2 separate regions of the Homo sapiens genome follow, and region 2 is linked to region 1. A link is a contact called in ENCODE Hi-C or POLR2A ChIA-PET data. All regions are on one chromosome and are shown on one strand. The core of a region is the stretch at or near the end of the contact, and the rest is flanking DNA. Distances in the headings are between cores, read along the strand shown. Region 1 overlaps PRDM16 (PR/SET domain 16). Region 2 overlaps PRDM16 (PR/SET domain 16).

What was found. A loop is a pair of places that touch in the nucleus more often than their neighbours do. ChIA-PET counts read pairs that join two places held with the same protein, here RNA polymerase II (POLR2A).
Region 2: POLR2A ChIA-PET joins it to region 1 with 15 read pairs in Panc1. The contact joins two enhancer-like sites. A Hi-C loop is called at or near these places in 3 of 168 maps with a recorded cell type or tissue (DLD1, astrocyte of the cerebellum and endothelial cell of hepatic sinusoid) and 1 of 37 single-sample maps with no recorded cell type. POLR2A ChIA-PET finds 5 or more read pairs at or near these places in 1 of 52 experiments (Panc1).

Annotation. Positions count from the first base shown.
Region 1 is chr1:3,248,585-3,251,807 of GRCh38, reverse strand. All of the region lies in intron 3 of PRDM16 (PR/SET domain 16), which reads right to left. Among named protein-coding and RNA genes, the nearest start is that of MIR4251, 120 kb to the right of the region's middle. Within about 2 kb of position 1,552, at least 3 of the 41 ENCODE cell types and tissues checked have a DNase peak (open chromatin) inside an H3K27ac peak, as active enhancers do.
Region 2 is chr1:3,372,347-3,375,569 of GRCh38, reverse strand. All of the region lies in intron 3 of PRDM16 (PR/SET domain 16), which reads right to left. Among named protein-coding and RNA genes, the nearest start is that of ARHGEF16, 81 kb to the left of the region's middle. Within about 2 kb of position 1,614, at least 2 of the 41 ENCODE cell types and tissues checked have a DNase peak (open chromatin) inside an H3K27ac peak, as active enhancers do.

The DNA of each region.
Region 1 (3,223 bases), core at 303-2,802:
ACCCACCTGAAGATTATGGACAGGGTTTATTGACGCCACCATCTGGCTCCTATAAAGCTGGTAATGTAGCCAATAAATCCTGCTGCAGAACTAGGCGCCTGCGAGAGGTGTCCTGTCTGCACGGCCTCCCCTTGCACCCTGCTGTGGGAGTTGCTTGGGTGGCCACAACGGAGGGGCTGCCCTGGGCACCCTGTGGCGTCGGTTCGGTTGTGGAGAAGGGGTGCTGGTTCCAGGGCAGCACCTGTGCACCCTGACCCCTGCAGGTGCCATGATACCACTTCAGAGGCAGGTGTCTGCCCAGGGGCCCCCTACCCTGGTCGCTGGGTTCCCACCACCCTGACTGGTCCCTCGTTCCCACACCTAGTAAAGAGCAGCCAAGCCCTGGACGTGGGTTCTCACGCCGGGTGCCCAGAGCTGTGCCTGACTGCTCCGCTCTCACCCCACCTCACCCTCGGTACCCAGAGCTGTGCCTCACGGCTGCGCCCTCACCCCACCTCACCCCTGAACCACGCAGCACGTGAGACTCATTATCTCCCATTGCAAAAGAGGAAACCAAACGGCCAGGCCTGGAGCTCAAGGCTGAGGGCCGCGCTGCCCCGGGCAGAACCAGGTCCAAAGGGCAGGGGTGGGTGGGGAAGGGGCCCTGGCTTGGTCCGGCTCCTCTGGGTCTCCAAGGTAAGAAGACCCCTCTGTTTAACTTGGGGTTAAGGCAGCGTCTGAGTGTGTCCTTCTAAAATTTGTGATGTTTCGTCTCCTACTGGAATTTAAGTTTCAGCCTAAAGCCTCAGCACAATAGAAGTCATTTCTGATGACAGCAGGGTCCCCAGAGCCACCTGTTCTCATGCTGAGCCAGGGACCCCGAGATGGGGGACACAGCCCCCTGCCCTGCCTCCCAGTTTCCATCCACTCCAGCCCCACTTCTGCAGGGCCTTTCCCCCAGGCTGTACCCTCGCAGGCTTCCCAGGACGCTTCAGGGTCAGAGAGAAGCCCAGGCTCTTCTTTCACTGACACAGAAAAAGGACAAGTTAAACTCTCACGTCCCCCCATGTGCTCTTGGACTTGGGCTGGATGTGTGTGAACAATGCCTTTCCCAGGCTGCCCTGAGCCCCCTGCACCCTCAGGCCCTGGGGCCTTGCAGAGCAGAAAGGAAGCCACCTCAGACACGCAGGGTGGTAGAGACCATGGCACCAGCATAGCAGGTAATAAACCACTGCATAGGACGGTAATTAGCTGCACCTCTCCCAGCCGAATCTGACGGTTTCAGCTGATTTAAGGGATCCTTCAGGTGAGGTGGGGGTGGGGTAAGTAGAATCAACTCAATTTAGAATGGCGGTGGGGGGGCGGCGGCAAAAGGGTTACATTGATAAAGTTGTCACCCAGCCTGGAGCTGCCCCATAACTCACCTTGGGCCATGCTAACGGGCCATTAATCACCCTTATCAGCCTGTGAAGGGGCCCCTGCGGGACCGCCCTACCCCAGGGGGCAAGTTCAGGTGTGGCGAGGTGGCGAGAGGTCAGAGTCCACCCAGGGCCGGCTGCCACCTTGGAGGCCACGGGAGCTGTGGCTGCGGCCCCTCCCTCAGGCCTGATTTCTGCCCTGCGGACTGGAGCCTCAGGAGCAATGCGGCCTCCCCAGACAAGCCGCAACAGTTGTGAAAACGGGATCCTGGGAGTGGGGTGGGGGGAGGGGGGAGAGAAGACGGAGGAAGCGGAAGCCAGGCACCTGGGCTGGTCCCCAGGGGCGGATGAGGGTCCCCAGGGCCACGGCCCAGCGCTGCCTTGGGAAGGGGATGGTGTGGGCGGTGCTTTCCGACTTTCTGCTGCCTGGGCCGCCTTACACCTCTCTGCCTGCAGCCTTTGATTCAGCAAAATCAAGGATGCAAACTTCTTAGGAATACTTAGTTTCCATGGCAACCGTAGCTGACCTCAACATTATTGTTCTCAAGAGGGGACTGACTTTACTATATGTTCATTCACTGAATTAATGGACTCCCGATTCTTTTATCAGCAACCCTGGGACAATGGAAAGAGAGACATGTTGTCAAAGGGCTTTCAGCCACTGTCCAGCCTTTTGTCCGCGGCTTACTGCGACGAAGCAAGTCTATTCAGGCTGAGATTATCAAAATCAACTCGGGGCTGTCTCCGGGGCAGCTAAACACACTTGGATTTCATAAAGACATAACTGATCCCACATGCAAATTAATAATTTGGATAGCAGGGTTCTTAGGGTTAGGGATTTTGGTGTGTATTTTTTTTTTTCTTTTTTGGTAATAAAGTGCATGGGTAGGTAAACTGCAGTTTAGTGACGGCACTCCGGCGGGATCTGTGTTGCTGGCTGGCTGGTAAGGGAACGGGAAAAGGCGGTCTGAACCTCACTCACCTCGCTGGCACAGGCCTCAGCAAAACCAAGCTTAGGGAGGCCGCAGAAAGCCTTCTAGATCCAGTACATCCCAGAGAGCCTTCTAGTTCCCATACCCACCAGCTGAGCCCGATGCATGCATAGCAGCGCCTCCTTCTGCAGCTCTGTGTTTGAGGGTCCCTCCATCTCTCCAACCACATCCCCTCCCCTCCCTACCCCTGCCCCCTACTCCCTTCCTCCCCAGCCCTCCAGCCTCCTTTAGGAGGAAAACAATACAAACAGAACACAGTGAGCCACAGGACTGGACACCGAACAGCAGTCTCCGGCTGCGTGGTGCTGTGCTGGGCTAAAAGCCTGGCATGGCCAGGAACTCGGTATATCCTGCTCACAAACTGCCTGGAGTCCCAGCGAGGTCCCAGCTGCGTTTAGACCTCAGGGTGTGTGGCCTCCTCCAGTAACTGCTGCACAAAAGACACTTAGCAGTTGCCTGTCTGTCTCGCTCCCAACTTCCTGGGCTCAGCAGCCATCCTTCATTAGCCCCCAGTCCCCACGGGAGGGACCCAGGAAACCTCTGGACTCCTCGTTACCAGAGGCATTTTGCCCGGGCCGGGCTATAGAAAACGCCCACAGAACAGCCCAGTGGGACAGGCCATGGTTCTAACATCCAAATAATCATTTCACAAATTATCGTCATTATCAATCAATCACCCTGTTTGGACAATGCAAGGCTGGGCTATCAGACGACTTTTATGACCTGTAGCATTTTGTACGTAATAATAATAACCGGGAGAGATTTATGGACCCATCACCGGCCCCTCTTCCGGCGGAATGACTTTATTAGCTCGATTTATTTTTGACCCTCCTC
Region 2 (3,223 bases), core at 365-2,864, 120 kb before region 1:
GGCCCCGTCACTGCTCTCCCAGCAGCCTGGGGGTGTTGGGGGCTGGGCTTCCTCTCTGGCATGTGGCTCGTCCTTCGTGGCACCTCTGAGGTTTGGCTTGTGAGCCATGGGCTGCAGCCCTGACCGTCAGAAATAAAGGAGCACACTGGTGACTCAGACCCAGGTTCTTGCATCTTTAGTGAAATGAAGGGTTGAGATACAGGCTCATGAAACACAGAACGCCTAGAGGTGATTGGCAGTGCGTGGAAAGAGCAGGGTCTGTCGAAACCTTGGGCTCGGCAGCCGGTGGGTGGACACAGTGGGGAGCACCATGTCCTGGGGGGAGTACCAGCAGGGCTTGGGCCCCTCCCTCTAGGGTGCTTCAGAGACTGACCTCTGAGTCACACAGGCCCTCCCAGCCCCGATCTCCCACCATCCTCATCGTGACAGTGTGGGGGTTGTCTGGGGTCCTGCCTCGGTGTCCCCCCTTTGGAGCTAGAAAGCCTCTTTTCTGCTTTCCAGCTGCTTGGAGGCTGTGGCTACATGCAGGCGGGGTGGGCTCTGAGGAACTGGGAGCTGGCCTTTGGCACCTGCTGAAGATGTCCTGGAGGACCCCTGTGCTCAGCCCTGCCCGGACACCGAAGGTTCTCTGCTGTGTGCCTGTGGCGGCCACTTCGGGCCACTGGTGGCTTGGGTGCCTGCTGCTCCCCCGCCTGGCTGCTCCTGCTCACCTGCTCTTTAGAATGGGGCCGTACCTGGGTCTTCCGGATAGTCAAGAAGTACAAGCACCTCTGGCCCTCTGGAAGCCTTTAGTGAGGTCCTCAGGACCCCCGAAGGGACGAACCAGCCCTTGCAGTGAGTAGGAGAGGGGCACCCAGTGAACAGGCTATGCTGTGCGCTCTGCCTTAGAGAATGCCTCTGCCTCCGCTTGCAGAGCTCCCCCTCCCCCTTCCGGAGGGTCTCAGATGTGCACAGCGGCCCCCAGGAGAAAGGCCACAGTCGCACAGAGGGCCCTTGGCTGAGCATCAGGGGCCCTCCTCACAGACCCAGGCCAGCTGCTAGGTGGCTGCTGTGCGGGGCCGGTGGGGGAGTCCTTGGACCTTCCTCTGGGGACACGTGTGTCCAGGGAGCCTCCGTCTCTGCCATACGTGTTGGGAGTAGCTTAGGTATGTTTCGCCTCTGAAAAGTTGTGTATAAACTGTATTTCTGTAACGGGGATCCCAGCTTACAGATGTGTCATTTTTAAAGGGATCCCGCATTATGGTCAAGTGGAAAGCTCTTTGCCAAGGGGGCGCCCTGGGTGCCGTTGCCTGGCTCTGCTGGCTTTGATCTGGGGACCCCAGAGCAGGGCAGAGAAGGGTCTTGTGTTGATGAGGATGTGCTGGTTTCGGGGCAGGGGTGGAAGCAGCAGCAACATGAAAAGCCGGCCCTGGCCCCTGGCGGTCAGCGGCTGGGACCCCGGGATCCAGCCCTGGCCCTCCTGAGAGGTTTGCCTCGTGCTGGCCGATATACCACACTCCCTCCAGGAGGGTATGGGGACCTCCATCCAAAGTGGCAGTCACTTTCCCACTCAGCAAGCCTCCAGGAGGACACCGAAGCAGGCCAAGCTCCACCCAGAGCTCCAAATGGAAGCAGCGTGGTTGGCTCTGGTTGGCTTTGGTTGGCTCTGGTCAACACCAGCAGCCAGGACAGGGTCTGTTCCCTGCTCTGTCTTCTTCCTGTGGATGCTTTCTGGCAGGACGTCCCAGGCTCGGCCATGTGTCCCCGTGGGGATGGCAGGGAGGGCAGCACGCGTTGGCTGGGCTCCTTCCTGGCTGCAATCCCTGCTGTTTTTCTCACGGAGGTGCAGGCTGGAGTGGGTTTGCCACACGGGGCCAGGCTGCTAGAACTGATGCCCCAGCCCCGCTTGCCCAGCACCCCCAGGAGAGAAGCTCCAGGTCCCGCGTCTGTCCTGCCTGCAGGGAGGGACCCCAGGGGTGGATCAAGTCTGTCACGCCAGGTTGACCAGGCCTGGTTCTGTGGCCTTGCAGGGGTGTTTTTCATAAGCACAGAGACGGATTTCCATGGCTGCGTAGATGACTAGGTCAAAGCAAGGATGTGGGGGCGCTGAGCCTGAACCTGCTGAGAAACGTCTGCAACGACGGCCTGGGACTTCCCCCCGAACCCCCTGGCTCCCCGAGGAGGTGTCTGGAGTCTCCACAGTGTCTACTTGCCCAGATGTGGGTCACCGCAAAGGCACGCTGGGGCGGGGCTCTCACTGTCTCTCCAGGGCATGGCGATTTCCGACCTCAAGGAATCTAGGGGCTCTAAGGAGACTCTGGGTGTGAATGCTCTGGCATTGTTGCCGTTTCCCGCCGGCACTGCAGCAGGGGGACTGAGACTGTCCCGTGGAGCTCGCATGCAGAAGCCGGCTCCCCTAACCCCCGTGCTCCCAAGAAACCCCAGCTCTGAGGAGACTCTTGTGTGTGCCTGAGCTCAGCCCCGCCCCACTGGGTGTCCTGCTCCTTACGAGGTGGAAGCATCCATGTCTGGTCCTGCGGCGGTGAGAGTTTGATGCCCAAGCTGCTGATATAACAACATCTGGGCAATTTGGACTGGTGAAGGCCATTGGTGCAAAATCCCCCAAACCCCGCTAGCTGGTAAGTCATTCCCCGAGCCCGCAGGCTCTGCATCAGGCCCTCTCCCCACCCCATAGCAGGCCCCACACCAGTCCCTGCTCCTTAGGCTGGGCCCAGAACCCCGTCCGTGGCCCTGACTCAGGCTCTGGAGGAGGGTGGGATCTGGGGCAGCTGTGCCAGAGCAGCAGCTTCTCCACCCAGAGCAGGCTGCCATAGTTCAAACATTAACAGCTCTAACAGTTGTTCAAACCTGAATTTGATTTAAGTTGGGTCAAGAGCAGGAGGAGGCTCTGAGCCTGAAGGTTGCACGTTACCGCAGACTTGGCTGTGACATTCTCAAGTGAGATACTTTTGTTTTGGTTTGGTTTTTGAGCATAGCAAAGATTGGAAAGAAAAAAAGCCCAACAGCCCCAAACCAAAGGCTTGTGGCAACTCCTTGCCCGGGGTGAGGCGGGAGCCCAGGTCGCCCACAGGAAGCGGTTTCTCTGTGAGGTGACACGAGGCCCTGGGAAGTGTCACATTCATAACCTTTCTCTGGCCACTTAGATGGTGACACACTGCAGAGCTTGTAAACGTGGCACCCCACAGCAGATGCGGGAGGAATTCTTCATGATGGGCTGAGCTGA